2 separate regions of the Homo sapiens genome follow, and region 1 is linked to region 2. Evidence: chromatin contacts called from ENCODE Hi-C or POLR2A ChIA-PET data. All regions are on one chromosome and are shown on one strand. The core of a region is the stretch at or near the end of the contact, and the rest is flanking DNA. Distances in the headings are between cores, read along the strand shown.

What was found. Hi-C counts contacts between places; a loop is a spot of excess contacts on that map. ChIA-PET counts read pairs that join two places held with the same protein, here RNA polymerase II (POLR2A). Pooled maps may share reads with other maps.
Region 1: a loop to region 2 is called in a map of CD14-positive monocyte, with 6 times the contacts of the local background. The contact joins the promoter of LINC03108 here to the enhancer-like site in region 2. A Hi-C loop is called at or near these places in 42 of 168 maps with a recorded cell type or tissue (B cell, CD14-positive monocyte, CD4-positive, alpha-beta memory T cell and 26 more), 37 of 37 single-sample maps with no recorded cell type and 30 of 50 pooled maps. POLR2A ChIA-PET finds 5 or more read pairs at or near these places in 34 of 52 experiments (A549, AG04449, AG04450 and 26 more).

What each region holds. Positions count from the first base shown.
Region 1 is chr1:234,976,139-234,983,126 of GRCh38, reverse strand. It overlaps LINC03108 (long intergenic non-protein coding RNA 3108), which reads left to right and starts at 2,351. Exons shown (of 2, transcript NR_186308.1): 1 at 2,351-2,471; 2 at 2,784-6,988. RefSeq lists an enhancer at 3,089-3,592.
Region 2 is chr1:234,931,263-234,938,545 of GRCh38, reverse strand. No RefSeq gene overlaps it. Among named protein-coding and RNA genes, the nearest start is that of LINC02971, 22 kb to the left of the region's middle. RefSeq lists an enhancer at 5,846-6,346. Within about 2 kb of position 4,930, at least 20 of the 41 ENCODE cell types and tissues checked have a DNase peak (open chromatin) inside an H3K27ac peak, as active enhancers do; they include CD14-positive monocyte, GM12878, IMR-90 and 9 more, where a contact is called at or near this core.

The sequences.
Region 1 (6,988 bases), core at 1,102-3,601, 47 kb before region 2:
AATTTTTTTTTTTTTTTTGAGACAGAGTCTTGCTCTGTTGCCCAGGCTGGAGTGCAGTGGCATGATCTCGGCCCACTGCAACCTCCGCCTCCCTAGTTCAAGCGATTTTCCTGCCTCAGCCTCCCGAGTAGCTGGGATTACAGGTGCATGCCACTGCGCTGGGCTAATTTTTGTATTTTTAGTAAAGACGGGTTTTTACCATATTGGTCAGGCTGGTTTCGAACTCCTGACCTCAGGTGATCCACCCACCTCGGCCTCCCAAAGTGCTGAGATTACAGGCGTGAGCCACCACGCCAGGCCAATGTGTGTATATTTTCTGACTGTAAGTATGCTTCATATGTATTGTAGGCAATTTTAAGACATACAGAAAATGTGAGGAAAGTAAAAATCATCCCCAAATCCCACTCTGCAGAGGTGACCACTGTCAACGATTTGATAAGCCTCCAGGTGTCTCTTTTATGAATACGCCCTCACAACAACATTTTTACATAAATGGGCTGCAAATGTTGTATCAGCTCCTACTTTTTATCTATCAGAATGATCCATGTGAATATCTTCCTATGGCTTTGGATGTAGATTTCCAACATTATGTTTAATGGTTGCATAGCATATGATTAAACATACTATAAGTCACTGACTCAATCACTTCTAGGTTGTTTCAGCTTTATTTATTTTTTAGATTTATTTGCCACACTGTGATGACTATCTGTGCAATTTTTTTCTGGTGGCTCAACTGAGAATAAATTCCTAGTTTTAAAATTAAGAAGACAAAGAGTACTCATGAATAATTTTAATGTACAGGGTCAAATTTCTCCCAGAAAATGTATAACACTAAACATCTACCAATAATAAGGAGAGTTCCCATTTCCACACTCTCTGGCCAACACTAGCCATTGACAATATTTAAAGTTTTGGCCAATCTGATAGGTTAAAACTGATGTTTTATTGTTGTATTGATTTGCCTTTCCTAGATCATTTTACTTTTGAATGGTACTGTTTATGGTTAAATAGAGGCAAAAATAATGACTTCATATGAGGATATCATTACTACATGAGGAACTAAGGCTGGCATGAAGGCAGACATATGTTATTCAGAGAGCCATGGTGCCAGGTGCCTAGCACAGAACAGTTTGATAACCATTTGAGGGTAATAATATTTTGTTGATTGATTGATTTATGGACTCACCGGTGACTACTTTCAGGAACTGGTTGAATGGCATCTAGAAGCCTGCATGGCTCTGGTCATAAAGGATGACAGGATGACATTTGCCTATAACTGCAAGGCCACTTGCAGGCAGAATGCACGTCCCATGTCTTGTTGATGTCTGTGCAAGATCCACCTGATCTAATCTACCTGACCTCCCTGGCTCAAGGGATCTTCTTGCTTCGGCCCCACAAGTAAATGGGACTAAAGGCATGTACCACCAAGCCTGGGTAATTTTTGTATTTTTAGTAGAGACGGGGTTTCACCATGTTGCCCAGGCTGGTCTCGAACTCCTGGACTCAAGCGATCTGCCTGCCTCGGCCTCCGTAAGTGCTGGGATTACAGGCGTGAGCCATGGCGCCTGGCCTCCCTTGGTCTCGAATGGGTCTCCCCATTTCTTTCCTTTCTGGGATAGGAAGATGACAGCTTCACTTCAGCCAATGTCACCAAGAATTTCTCTCCCTTCCGAGATTGGAAGGTGACAGCTTCATTTCAGCCAATGCAACCAAGAGAGGCTTCGGGAAAGTCAGAAGATGGCTAACGCTGCCTGTGACCTAGTGCAAGGGGGAACTGGAAGCCCCCAGGGACGATGGTGGAGAAACTGAGAACATGGGGTGGCAACTCTGCCCTGCCAGCCTCCGTGGTGGACTCTTGCCACGACGAACAGCCAGGGTGGGAGAGGCCCACTGCAGGGAGCTACTCCTTCCAGGCCTGGTGCGCAGTGGTTTCCTGCCTTGCTAAATGGCCGTTGCTCGGTGGTGATGATTCATGGCATTTGGAAAGTGTGGCTGTGTTCTGAACAGGGAAGTGAAAAATAACACAGCCAAGGTCAGTGCAGGACAGGATAGGGGCTGTTACAAAATGTGCAGTTTTACTCTGAAAAATGCAGGGGGTGGGGAGCCACAGTAAACTCGGTCCTGGTGGTTCACACCGCGTGCGTGGCGCCCTGCTTGCTCTCCTTTACAGCATCAACTTTTCCGAGTGTCAGTCACTAATTTGTCCCTTGGAAGCGGCTGCTGGTCTTGGCTGAGCGGCTGTGGGTAGGAGGAAGTGGATGCGTGATTCAGTGAGTGTCTGCTTCCTCTCTGACTCAGGATTGGATCTGTTTCTGAGGGTGGTGCCAGGGGGCACAGTGTGGCTTTAGCTAGATTCTTTGAACTTGGAGTCAAACCTGAGGCTCTGACCCCTTGTAGCCGCTGGCCCTCCCTTGACCCCTTTGGATGAGTGAGGGGGCTCAGCTGGACCCTATGACCTTGCTTCACATTGGGTAAGCCTTCTGACCTGAGGCCTTCCTGTGGTTTCAGCTGAGAGAGGCTAGTGACATAGAGAGCCGAGGCAAATCCTGGATCTGTGCCTGCCTCAAGAGCTCCCTCCTTTGTGGGAGTTGCATTTGGGGGAGCAGCATAGTTCTCAGGGGCTCCACCTAGGCAGGCGCTAGACTGATGGAGGAGGCAGTTGAAGGAGGAGGTAGTTTTCTTGTGGTCCCTTTGTCTATTTAGCCAATGATACGATAGGAGAGGGTCAGGTGGGGAGCTGAGACATTCCGAAGTGAAAAGTCAGGATTGGCTTTTTCTTCTAGAGCATGGAGTTTTCCAAGGATCTGTCACTAGTGTGCCGTCTGAACAGACATCGCTGCTGACACCTAAAACCTCTTCTAAGAAACACTCCAATTATTCAGATAATTGCTTGTGCCTAAGACTGTATAACCTAAGAGTCGGGTGCAGGCTTGATAAAGAATTGGAAGCCCTCTGCAAAACTGCTACAGGTGTTCTGTGTTCCGACGCCCTCCATCACCTTGGACAGGGGTTCTTCTTCCGGCCCAGTCTCTCCCATTTCCTCTTTTCTCCCTCCATCTCCTCCCATTTGCTTGGCCAGAGCAGAGGCTCGGCTGGTCTAGTTCAGGTAGGATGGCCAGCATCCAGTCACTGCCATATTCAACAAGGACTTGAGAGCTTCTAGAGAGAGAAATGCAAGTCAAACCAGCCTGGGCTTTTAAAAGGGGGCTTTGTGTGACCCTGGACACCTGCAACTGGGAGCCAACACTGCCACGTGCTCTCTCTTTTCTCACGCCTCAACTTCCTCTGAATACTGATCTAAATCTCTTTGCTAAGCTTCCTCTCTATGGCAGGTAATGTGCACGATGGCAGCTTTTGCTTATTGTACCTCATGACTTCACTGCCAGAAAGGGACAGAGAGGGGCCTTCACGGCCTTCACTGGGGCCAGGTGACCATCATTGGCTCAAACACTGCGGCTTGGGAAGAGCTGAACTGATGCCTGCTCACATCTGGACTCTGATTTGTGCTAGGGAGGGGGTACTTTCCAGAAGAAGGGGCCCCTGTCCTGGAAGACATACAATGGAGCCCACCACCGTGGTGCTGAGAGCTATTCCCAAGTCCTAGGGCGCAGTGGGCCCTCCTCCTTCGCCTCTGCTTCCCCTGCCTGGCAGTGAGGGGCATGGCCTGGGGGAGGGGTGACATCTGTCCACAGAGCCCATTGTTTTTTGGCTTGAAAATCCATAGGAAAATGGGGGTTTTTCTCAGCTCCCTTTTTTTGGAGTGGGGGCAGCAGCCGTGTGATTTTCTGAGTGGAATGCCTTGGAGGATCTAAGCGGTGAGTGAAGGAAGAACAAAAGAACCATTCTCAGAAGCATGGCAAAAATGAAACCAAATAAAAACCCCATAAAAATCCCTACCGGGGCAGAGGAAATACCAAGCCAGTGCTTTTGGAGTGCAGATTCTGTAATAAAGGAAAGATTCATGGATACGCTGTGCAACTTGCTTATGTTTGGACTGGAGGGAGAATGTGCAGGAACATGATATAAAAGAGTCATCCAAGAAAGGGAGGCATCGCTGTGTGCATTTGTGTTGTGTGTTGTTGCAATTCAGGAGTGGACTAAGGACTGGGGTTCATGGGGAGCCTGAAAGAGACACTGGACTGGTTCAAAGTTTGTGCACAGCTGCGGAGATCAGATGACTGTCAGCTGGGCCTGCCCCCTGCTGCCTCTGCTTGATTGCAGGAGGAACTCTGACCTTGATTTAGTCACCAAAACACCCATCTGGAAAGCTCTTTGAAGATTGATTAAGTAAACACTCACAGCACAGACAATCATAATTGAGTGACGTAGCTGAATTATCTGCAGTGCGTGGAAGAATGCACTGATGAGAAAGCTCAGGGGCATGTTCCCTCTCTGTTCCTCTAATTTGGCTTCCTTACTTAGGGGTACAGTTTCGGGCACCGGGAGTGTTTTGAGGGGATGGCGTGGAGGATGTGGAGACTTTCACTCTCATTTGGCAGGGTGACACTATCCCAGGCATAGAACACCACCCGTCACCGCACTGCAGCTGGTGTGGCCTGTGGCAGGTAGCGCTGTCCGCACAGCTGACCTGAGATGCTGCCTGTAGGGGGTTTCAGTTCTGCTTTGTGACTGTGGGCTGCTGTGAGCCCACTTTGGGAAAGGGCTCACAGATGGGGAAGGCCTGGATTTCATCTGGGAGTGCCTCACCTCTCTGCACGGTGGTTCTGCTCTAGGAAAGAGCTGGTGGGCCTCTGTGGGCATGAAGCAGTGGCCACGTTAGTTCCCTAATGATCTCTGCAGCTCCGTGGGAGATAGAGATGGGAATAGGCTGTCAGCTCTGGACTCGGCTTCTGGACTTGGTATGCCTGGAGTTTGTTGAGTCCTCTGGATTCGGGGAGCAGTTTTGATGTTCATTCAATTCATTCATGATTGATCCATCCACCTATTCACTCACTCACCAGGGCTATCATTTCATCATTCAATCACGTTGAGATAATGTCTCTCCCACTTTTTCTCTCTCCTGCCTGGCACAGTGCCAAGCTTCTGCCAGGGCTCTGCACATTTGTTTACATCTCTTCCTGCTCTGCTTTTGTTGTGGTTGAATATCTAACCCCCAGGACCTCAGAATGTGACCTTATTTGGTGATAAGGTCTTTATTTATTTATTTACTTAATTTTTGATACAGAGCCTCGCTCTGTTATCCAGGCTGGAGTGCAGTGGCGTGATCTCAGCTTACTGCAACCTCTGCCTCCCGGGTTCAAGCGTTCAAGTGATTCTCCTACCTCAGCCTCCCAAGTAGCTGGGATTACAGGTACATACCACCACGCCGGGCTAATTTTTGTATTTTTAGTAGAGACTGAGTTTCATCATGTTGGTCAGTCTGGTCTCGAACTCCTGACCTCAGGTGATCACTTCAGTGATCCCAAACTGCTGGAATTATAGGTGTGGGCCACTGTGCCTGGCCAAGTGTGAGGGTCTTTAAAGAGGTGATTAAGTACAAATGAGGTCACGAAGATGGGCCCTAATCCAATATGACTGGTGTTCTTCTAAGAAGAGGAGATGAGGACATAGACACACACAGAGGGAAGCCCATCTGAGGACATGGGGTGAAGATGGCCATTTCCAAGCCAAAGAGAGGCCTCAGAAGAAACCAACCCCGCCGGCACCTACACCTCACACTTCCAGCCTCCAGACCGTGAAGAAGTAAAGTTCTGTTGTTTAAGCCAGTCTGTGGTACTTTGTTATGACAGCCCGGGAAAATGAATACAGCCTCTCAACACGTTCACTGAGCATATAGCCATCTGCAAGTTATTCTAGATGATCTACAGATGAAAGTAGAGAAGTACAGGAAAAGAGGAACGGGAACGAGCTCATCTTTTCTTCTTCATTTTCTCCTCCCAAACCCTCCCTACTCAGCCTCTCCTTACCTCTACCCTCAGCAGAAAGCAGAAACTTAGGGGGAAATGAAACAGAGTGCTCTCCAGCAGATGCCGCCCTACGGAAGCTCTGGAATAGAATGGAGACCCTTCAGTATAGAATCAGAAGCATCATTTTCTTTTGGCTGTCCCCCACTCTCCAAGTTTGTTTTTAGCTCACGTGTATACACACTCACGGCCAGAACACACACATGGCCTGACGAAGCAGCCGCATGTGTGCATCTCAGAAAGACTGGGAACAGGGACCCCAGCTGTTGTGGACACGCTGTGACTGTGTGGCTGGCAGTGTGTTTGCCAGTGTTTGCCAGTCCCAGCTTTATGGGGCATGGTGGCTGGAAAAGGCTGCAATAAAATGATTCTCTGGGGCACGAATTATGTCACTTTTTGTCCTTTGTGTGCAAAAATGATGGCAATGTTGTGTTTCCACACAATTGCTACAGGACTGTCCTTTGATTTATGGCCCTGGAGGATGGCTGTGTGCTCTGATCTCTTTATCTGCAGGAATCACCAGCTCATTTCATTCTGAAATCATCTTGGGATCTCTGGAAACACCCCCCAGTCTTCAAACCTGCTGCGCCTATTAACAAGCCAAGCCCATTTAAAACAGGCTCAGTATGGAAGACTCAATATTCCTCGTTCTTCTACAGTATCTACCATTTTGGATCAAAGACATTTTTCACCACTCAACACAATAATAATCCTGTCCCATTGGTCGTTTTGCAATCCTGGCTTAGTTCGCTGATTTTAAAGGGAACTGGGATTCCAAGAGCTCAGTGTTGACCAACGGGTCCCGTGTTGCATAGTACTGGGTCCCCAGAGGACTTTGGCCAAGATGTGACTGCCAATGTGGCTGCAATCAGCTTCTTTGTGCATGCTGGGGAGTGAAATTTGCACATCACATTCACTTTTCCCTCATATCCATAGTGGTGTTTCTGAAGTCTCGTGGCATTTCTTCATTTAACGTTGATGTTAAAACAAGCTTCCCTTTCTTTTCTATGTCTATTCCAGTGATGTTCTGAGGGCCAGCCCAGCAAGAGTGTCCCAAAGCCTGG
Region 2 (7,283 bases), core at 3,681-6,180:
AACTAGTAATATGGTTTGGCTTTCTGTCTCTTTACCTTCCAGACGTGTTTAAAGTGTTCTATAGGAGTCTCCAGTCCTGTGTAATATCCTGCCCCCAAAGATTCCATGTTCAAACCAATTTTGGACATCTTGTATGTTAAAGGTTTAGAGAAGTCCTGCAGTTAAAAAAAATTTTGTTCTGTTTTAGTCAACATTGCTCAAACATATTTGACCACAATATTCTGCAGAATACATTTTGGGAAATTTCTGCTTATATAACCCTCAGTTTATCAGAAAGAAAACAGTCATTTCCCTTTACCATCTAGATGCAATGGACCCTATAAAATATTTTTCAGTCATTTTACATATAGTTTGTAGAAATAAAAATGAAAGGAGAGTGAAAAAAAAAAAACTCTGCTAGAAATTCAGACACCAGAATTTAAACACACCAAGTCCAGTTTTTAAAATTCTATGTTTTCTTGATTTTGAAGGTGTATATAACTCAAAGTGAACAATACTCTCCAAAGGCAACTAACTTCTCATCAGCTGTCATGCATGAATCTGGAACATCCATCTTAGATATACTGATTCAGATTTCAAACACATCTCTAATTAAATTTCACACTTACCATTGCTTCTGCCTCTTCTTGCACTTGCATTGTCAAAATACATAAAACAAATTTGAAGCCTTCAAAAACAGTTTTGTTAAAGAGAGGATGACCATCTTCTTTGCTTCATAATTGCAGAGCATTTTCGTTTTTAGATTTGTAAACACCGTTTAAGACGATCAAGCCACTAAGTTTTTTATTTCCTTCCAGTGACCTTTGTATACACACTTGCCTTCAACATCTGTTCATTTAACAAAACATATCAAGGAAATTTCAGGCTGGGTGCACTGGCTCATGCCTGTAGTCATAGCACATTGGGAGGCTGAGGTGGGAGGATCACTTGAGGCCAGGAGTTCGAGACCAGCCCAGGCACTATAGAGAGACCCTGTCTCTACCCAAAAAAAAAAGAAAGAAATTAGCTGAGTGTGATGGCTCATGCCTGTAAGTTCCAGCTACAAAGGAGGATGAGGCAGGAAGATCTCTTGGGCCCAGGAGTTTGAGGTCTCAGTGAGCCATGATTGCACCACTGTACTCCAGCCTGGGTGACAGAGTGAGACTCTGTCTCTAACACAAAAGCATACAAGCAAGCAAGCAAGCAAACAAACAAACAAACAAACAAACACAAAACCCAAGTAAATCTCAGTGTACAAACATCATAAAAGTTGAAAAAACACTGCCAGGCATCTTTTTAGCAAATGACATAGTCCAGGTCCTGTTGACAGAATATTGCATAATAAAGTCCTTCTGGTGGAATGGCTAACTGGATGAGAACACCATATTCCCTTTAGGTCTATGGAAATATATCATTTATCCATCAAATTTTGAGTCTCAGAAATGTGTCGAGGATATTGCCATCTGTAGATGTACAGTCTGAGATTTCACTTACACGGTCAATTTCATCATCGTCATTGGTATCTAGAGACCGGCTATCTTTTGGCTTTCTCCTTCGAATTCATCTAACAGTTGTGAAACATCTTCCTATACTTTTTTTCCTCTTTGCCATTATAGGCTGAAAGTAAAAAATTCTGAATTTTCAACTGCATTCAGTGCAAGCAAAAAGCAGGCTACAGAGAAGGTGTCTCTAGTCCTCTTCATACCTTCTCAAAGATGATGCCATACTTCTGCCAAGGCAATAGGAAAACTGAGAATGATGAAAGTGTAATGATTAATCTCACGATCGCATCATTCTTCTAATCTAGGTCATTCTGCCATTTCTTTTTCTAAAAGTGTAGTTTGGAATAATTCATGAGTAATGATGAAATAGCAAAACTGTTTCAAGATATGGAAAAAATAAGAACCCTAAGCTCCTCAGATGTAACTTAGATGTATAAAAGGGTCCAGTGGGTGCATATGGTAATTGCAATATAGAGTGAGTCTTATTTTTTTAGGAAAAATAAGTAATTACTTTTTTCCTTTGGAAACCCTTTAAGAAATAAAAAAATCAAGTAATACGAATCCTTACCAATAGAACTTCTCAAAAAAAAACCCTCAAAAATTGAAATTAGATCCAACAGATCCCGATGGAGTTCGTTTTCTCCATATTTTGACTTGTATAACTTTTTAAACCTTTCTGTAAATAGAAACATGCTTTTCCCTTTTGAGTGATATATGATAAATAAGTGATTTTAAGTAGAACATTTTATAGAGTTTTTTTTTTTTTTTTTTTTTTTGAGGCAGCCTGAGCAATATAGCAAGACCCCGTCTGATCTACCAAAAAAAAAAAAAAATGTTTCTTTTGAGACACGGCCTTACTCTGTTGCCCAGGCTGGAGTGCAGTGGTGCAATCACAGCTTACTGCAGCCTCAAACTCCTAGGCTCAGGCGATCCTCCCACTTCAGCCTCCTGAGTAGCTGGGACTGTACACATGTGCCACCATGTCCGGCTAATTTTTAAAATTTTTTGTAGAGACAGGGTCTCACTACGTTGTTCAGACTGGTCTTGAATTCCTGGGCTCAAGCAATTCTCCCACCTCGGCATCTCAAAGTGTTGGGATTACAGGCATGAGCCACCATGCCTGGCCAAGAATAGTGTATTCTTAATTCATGTATTGAAAGTGTATTTTTGGACAGTCTTTAAAATATTCACGATATTTGTCTTTTTTCCCTCTAAAGTGACACATATCACTAAGTGGATTTGAGATATGTAAGAAAAATGTGATTTATAAAGTAAAAAAGGCAAAAAGTAAAAATAAAGTAAAAAAAGCAAAAAAGTTTGATTTTTTTACTAAATGTATATATTTTATAATGTTATAGCATATAAAAACATGTAACATATATATGTTATAACACATGAAAATCCGCAACTGTTTTAATTTTCCTGACATTTGGAATGCTTATATTTGAGACTTAAATATGTCTATTTTTATAATTTCTGACATTTTATTTTTCTTGAGACCAAGTCTCACTCTGTCACCCAGGCTGGAGTGCAGTGGTGCGAGCTTGGCTCACTGTAAGAAATCACTTGAACTCCCCCTCCTGGGTTCAAGCGATTCTCCTGCCTCAGCCTCCCGAGTAGCTGGGATTACAGGCATGATCCACCACGCCAGGCTAATTTTTGTAATTTTGGTTGAGATGGGGTTTCAACCAACTCCTGACCTCGTGATCCGCCCACCTTGGCCTCCCAAAGTGTTGGGATTACAGGCGTGAACCACCTGACATTTTATTTCTAACGGACATAATCAGACAGGAGATTTCAGCTGTTCTTTTCAAATAATACATTATAGTATATGGATTTTTTTTGTCACCAATAAATAAAAAGCCAAATTAGATAGAATCACCAATATATACATTTTTTTCTTTCAACTTACATTTTTGAAGTACAAAAACTCTGGGTCTGGTGAAAATAATCTTCAGATAAATTTGCTGAATTATTACCATTTTATTTATTTATTTATTTTTATTTTTTTAGAAACAGGATCTCACTCTGCTGCCCAGTCTGGCTAGTTTATTTTTAATTTTTTTGTAGAGATGGGGTCTCAGTATGTTGCCCAGGCTGGTCTCAAACTTCTGGCCTCAAGCAATCCCCCAACTTCAGCCTTTCAAAGTGCTGAGATTACAGGCATAAGGCATGGTGCGCGGCTCATTTTATGCTTGTTGTGAAGTTCCTGTATTTCATCATCAGGGTTCTTATGCTTCTTGTCTTCAGCCAGTGCTCCACCGTGGAAGTAAAATAAGCAATATATGACAAAGACTAACTTAATGAAAGACTGTATATGGTCAAATCCACTGACGGTCACAGGGAGTGAGTGGTTGAGTCACAAGTACGCTCACTCGTTTCTGCAAACAGTCACACAACCAGGACATTCTTAAACAGTTCTGTTTCAGAGGCGGATGATTTAAATAATCAATTTATTTGAGTTAAAAAACAGAAATAGGGCTGGGCACGGCGGCTCATGCCTGAGATCCCAGCACTTTGGGAGACTGGGGTAGGAGGATTGCTTGAGCCCAGGAGTTCAAGACCAGCCTGGACAACATAGTGAGAGTCCAGCTTTACAAAAAATAAAAATAAAAAAATTGGCCAGGTGAGGTGGCTCATGCCTGTAATCTCAGCACTTTGGGAGGCCGAGGTGGGTGGATCACGAGGTCAGGAGATCGAGACCATCCTGGCTAACACGGTGAAACCCCATCTCTACTAAAAATACAAAAAATTAGCCAGGCGTGGTGGCAGGCACCTGTAGTCCCAGCTACTCAGGAGGCTGAGGCAGGAGAATCGCTTGAACCCGGGAGGCTGAGGTCGCAGTGAGCCGAGATCATGCCACTGCACTCCAGCCTGGGCAACAGAGAGAGATTCCATCTCAAAAATAAAAATAAAAAAATAAAAAAAATTAACTAGGTGTGCTGGCCCATGCCTGTAGTCCTAGCTACTAAGGAAACTGAGGTAGAAGGATTGCTTGAGAGCCTGGGAGGTTGAGACTGCAGTGAGCTGTGATCACATCACTGCACTCCAGCCTTCTTTAAAAAAAAAAAAGAAAAAAGAAAAGGAAATGGACACAAAATACCCTTAGTTTTTTTTAGTGATTCAAACCCCTGGGTCACTTTGTTGTTGTTGTTGTTGTTAGAGATGGGGTCTCAGTATGTTGCTCAGGCTGGAGTGAAGTGGTCATTCACAGGTGTGATCATGGTACACTGTGGCCTCCAATTCCCATCCCAGCCTCCTGAGTAGCTGAGCCTACAGTGTGTACCACCACACTTGGTTTCTGGATCGCTTTTGAGAGATTTTGGAGTGTCACTGGCTGAAGGACCTTTGTCTGGCTTGGCAGAGCCTGGCCCTTGGGTGCTGGCCATGGTCTCTGGTTATGTGGGGCAAGCCTGACTCATTCTTCCTCTTTGAGGCTCCTTTGCATAGATTCCTTGCACACATCACTTTTTCATTTTCTATAGCTCAAAACAGATTTCAGTTTCCAAGACTGTAACTCAGCGTATGTGCATTTACATTTAGTTTGGGATATGCTAATGTGGTCAGCAGCACATTTCTAGAAAATTGCTCCCAGTGGCTGCTACTGCAAAGTTAAAGTTCTGATTTAATGTTGACCCTCATTGACCGTGGGCGGGGAGGCTGACATTTTCATCCTCATCCCCAGGATCTTGGAGGAGTGTCCCCTGTGGGTATGGTAGCCTCTGGGGCCCTGAGCTGTGGACAGCGGATGAGAGGTGGAGTGAGCCTGAAGGGCAGTTGTTGTCACACAGAGCCTGGAGAAAGCATTTGGGAGGAGCTTCAGCCCTGGCATCTCCTCTTATCAGAGTTCCTCTGGGCCAGTCAGTGCGCATGTCACTTTCTTGCCAGGTCAGTCAGGCCTGTGTAGACACATCCCCGGCCCCTTTCCTTTGGAGCTGTGGTGTAAGCCCAGAATCAGTTCCCATCCATGGCCAACAGGGTCTTCCTCAGGCACTGGCCCCAGCAGAAGGACATCCCTCTGATCCCCTGCTCTTGGAAAACATCGCAGAGGTGGATGTGCTTTGCCGGGTCAGCAGTGCCAATAATAGTGCTGAGCCATGAACCCAAGGGCGAGCAGGAAAGAAAAGAGGATGGAAGAAAGACAAAGAGGAAATAGTATGGAAAGAGAAAAGAAAACTGAGAGAGGGGAAATGTGTAGAAAGACGAAAGGAAAATCAACATGCCTCATGGGGATGAGTCCTGTGCTGGTGGCAGTGCCTCTCCCATTAGGCACTGTCACTCCCAGGCTGGACTCAATCTCTCTCTGTTTTGCACAATGAAGATTAGGCAGAATGTGAATGGCATAGCAAGTGAGAGCCTGCTGACGTGGCGTGCTCTGGGGGATCAATGCCCATGAAAGAGAAATGTGACTACATTAGAAGCTCTGCAGAGGCAGATATTCAGAGCTTGTTCATCCCCGTACCCCAATGCCCAGGAACAGTGCCTGACACGTCCTAAGCACATGATAAATATCTGTTGAATTAAATCGAATGTTAGGTGAATGCTGAAGAACGAAGTTGGATCTGCTATTGTCCTCGCATTCTCATGGATCTAAAGGTGAGTTCCTCTACTCCTCTAGGCTCCCATATTTAGAGACTACAGCTCCATGTCTACCCTTGACTTGGAGCGATTCTCCCCCAACGAGGAGGACACACCTGGGGCAGCACAGGAGGAGGTGGCTGCAGCCAGGTCGGTGGACTGGGCCCGACACAGGACAGACAGTTTCGTTCGTCTATGGTGCCGCTGGGGCTGTACCTTTTGGGTTGCTAGGAGTCAGGAATAGCATGCGAGCCCTGGAGGGAGGGGGATGGAGATCTAGAATAAAGGCCCTGTGCCTTGGACCCATGCAGCATTTAAATCGTCATTCTGTTGTAAAGTAGGTGGCGTTAATATTTCTCAGGCGAATTGTCTCCCCCATGGGGAAGCAGAGCTTGGGCATCAAGCTGTGCTGAGTTGGGTGCTGGCTCCTACGCTGGGAGCCCCGGTGTAGACTGGGGAGGGGGCGGGGCAGCTGGAGGGCTCCAGCCATGTTTCTGCTATTTTCCACCGTAACGCTGATGGGAGCAGGGCTGTTGTAGGAGTTCCTGGACAAAGCTAGGCAGGAGTCTCAGGATCTCTAGGATGCAGGACAGGTTTCTTCCCCTCGGGTTCTGTCCATGAGCAGACCAAGAACCTTTCAAATGACAGTGGTCACATTATTTAGTCTGAAACTGGGGTTTCCAAAAAGCCTGATTCCTTGTATAAAGTCAAATCAGCAAAAACCCACTTGGACTAGGCTGCATACTTGGCATTTGCAGCCTCTCCCTATTGATGAATTCAACCTAACTACATGTTTTAAACACATTCTACATTCAGGGATGCCATGAACAGATGTGCAGGTTGGGCACTGCACAAAGGTGCTTGGCTTAGCCAGGAGTGTGGAGTGTGTGGGGGGAGTGGAAGGTGCATGGGTGCTGAAATACAGATTGTGCTTCTCTGTTGGATGTGCTCTGAGGGTTGCCTCCACCAGGAAAGAGGTGACTTTTTCTTCACACAAGGGCATAGCTCCACAGAGCTGTCATGCCGGCTGGTAGGCACTATACATGTGAGGGGGCTCCAGCTCTTTTCCCCAGGCTGTGTGCGTGTTGGGGATATGAGAGTGAGGAAAACAGATCTCTTTCCCTCCAATTGCAAACAGACTCCTAGAAAGACAGGCACCTATACCAACAATTGCAATCACACCACTTCTCTTTTCCTTTCCTGTAATATTCCTTTCTGATTTGT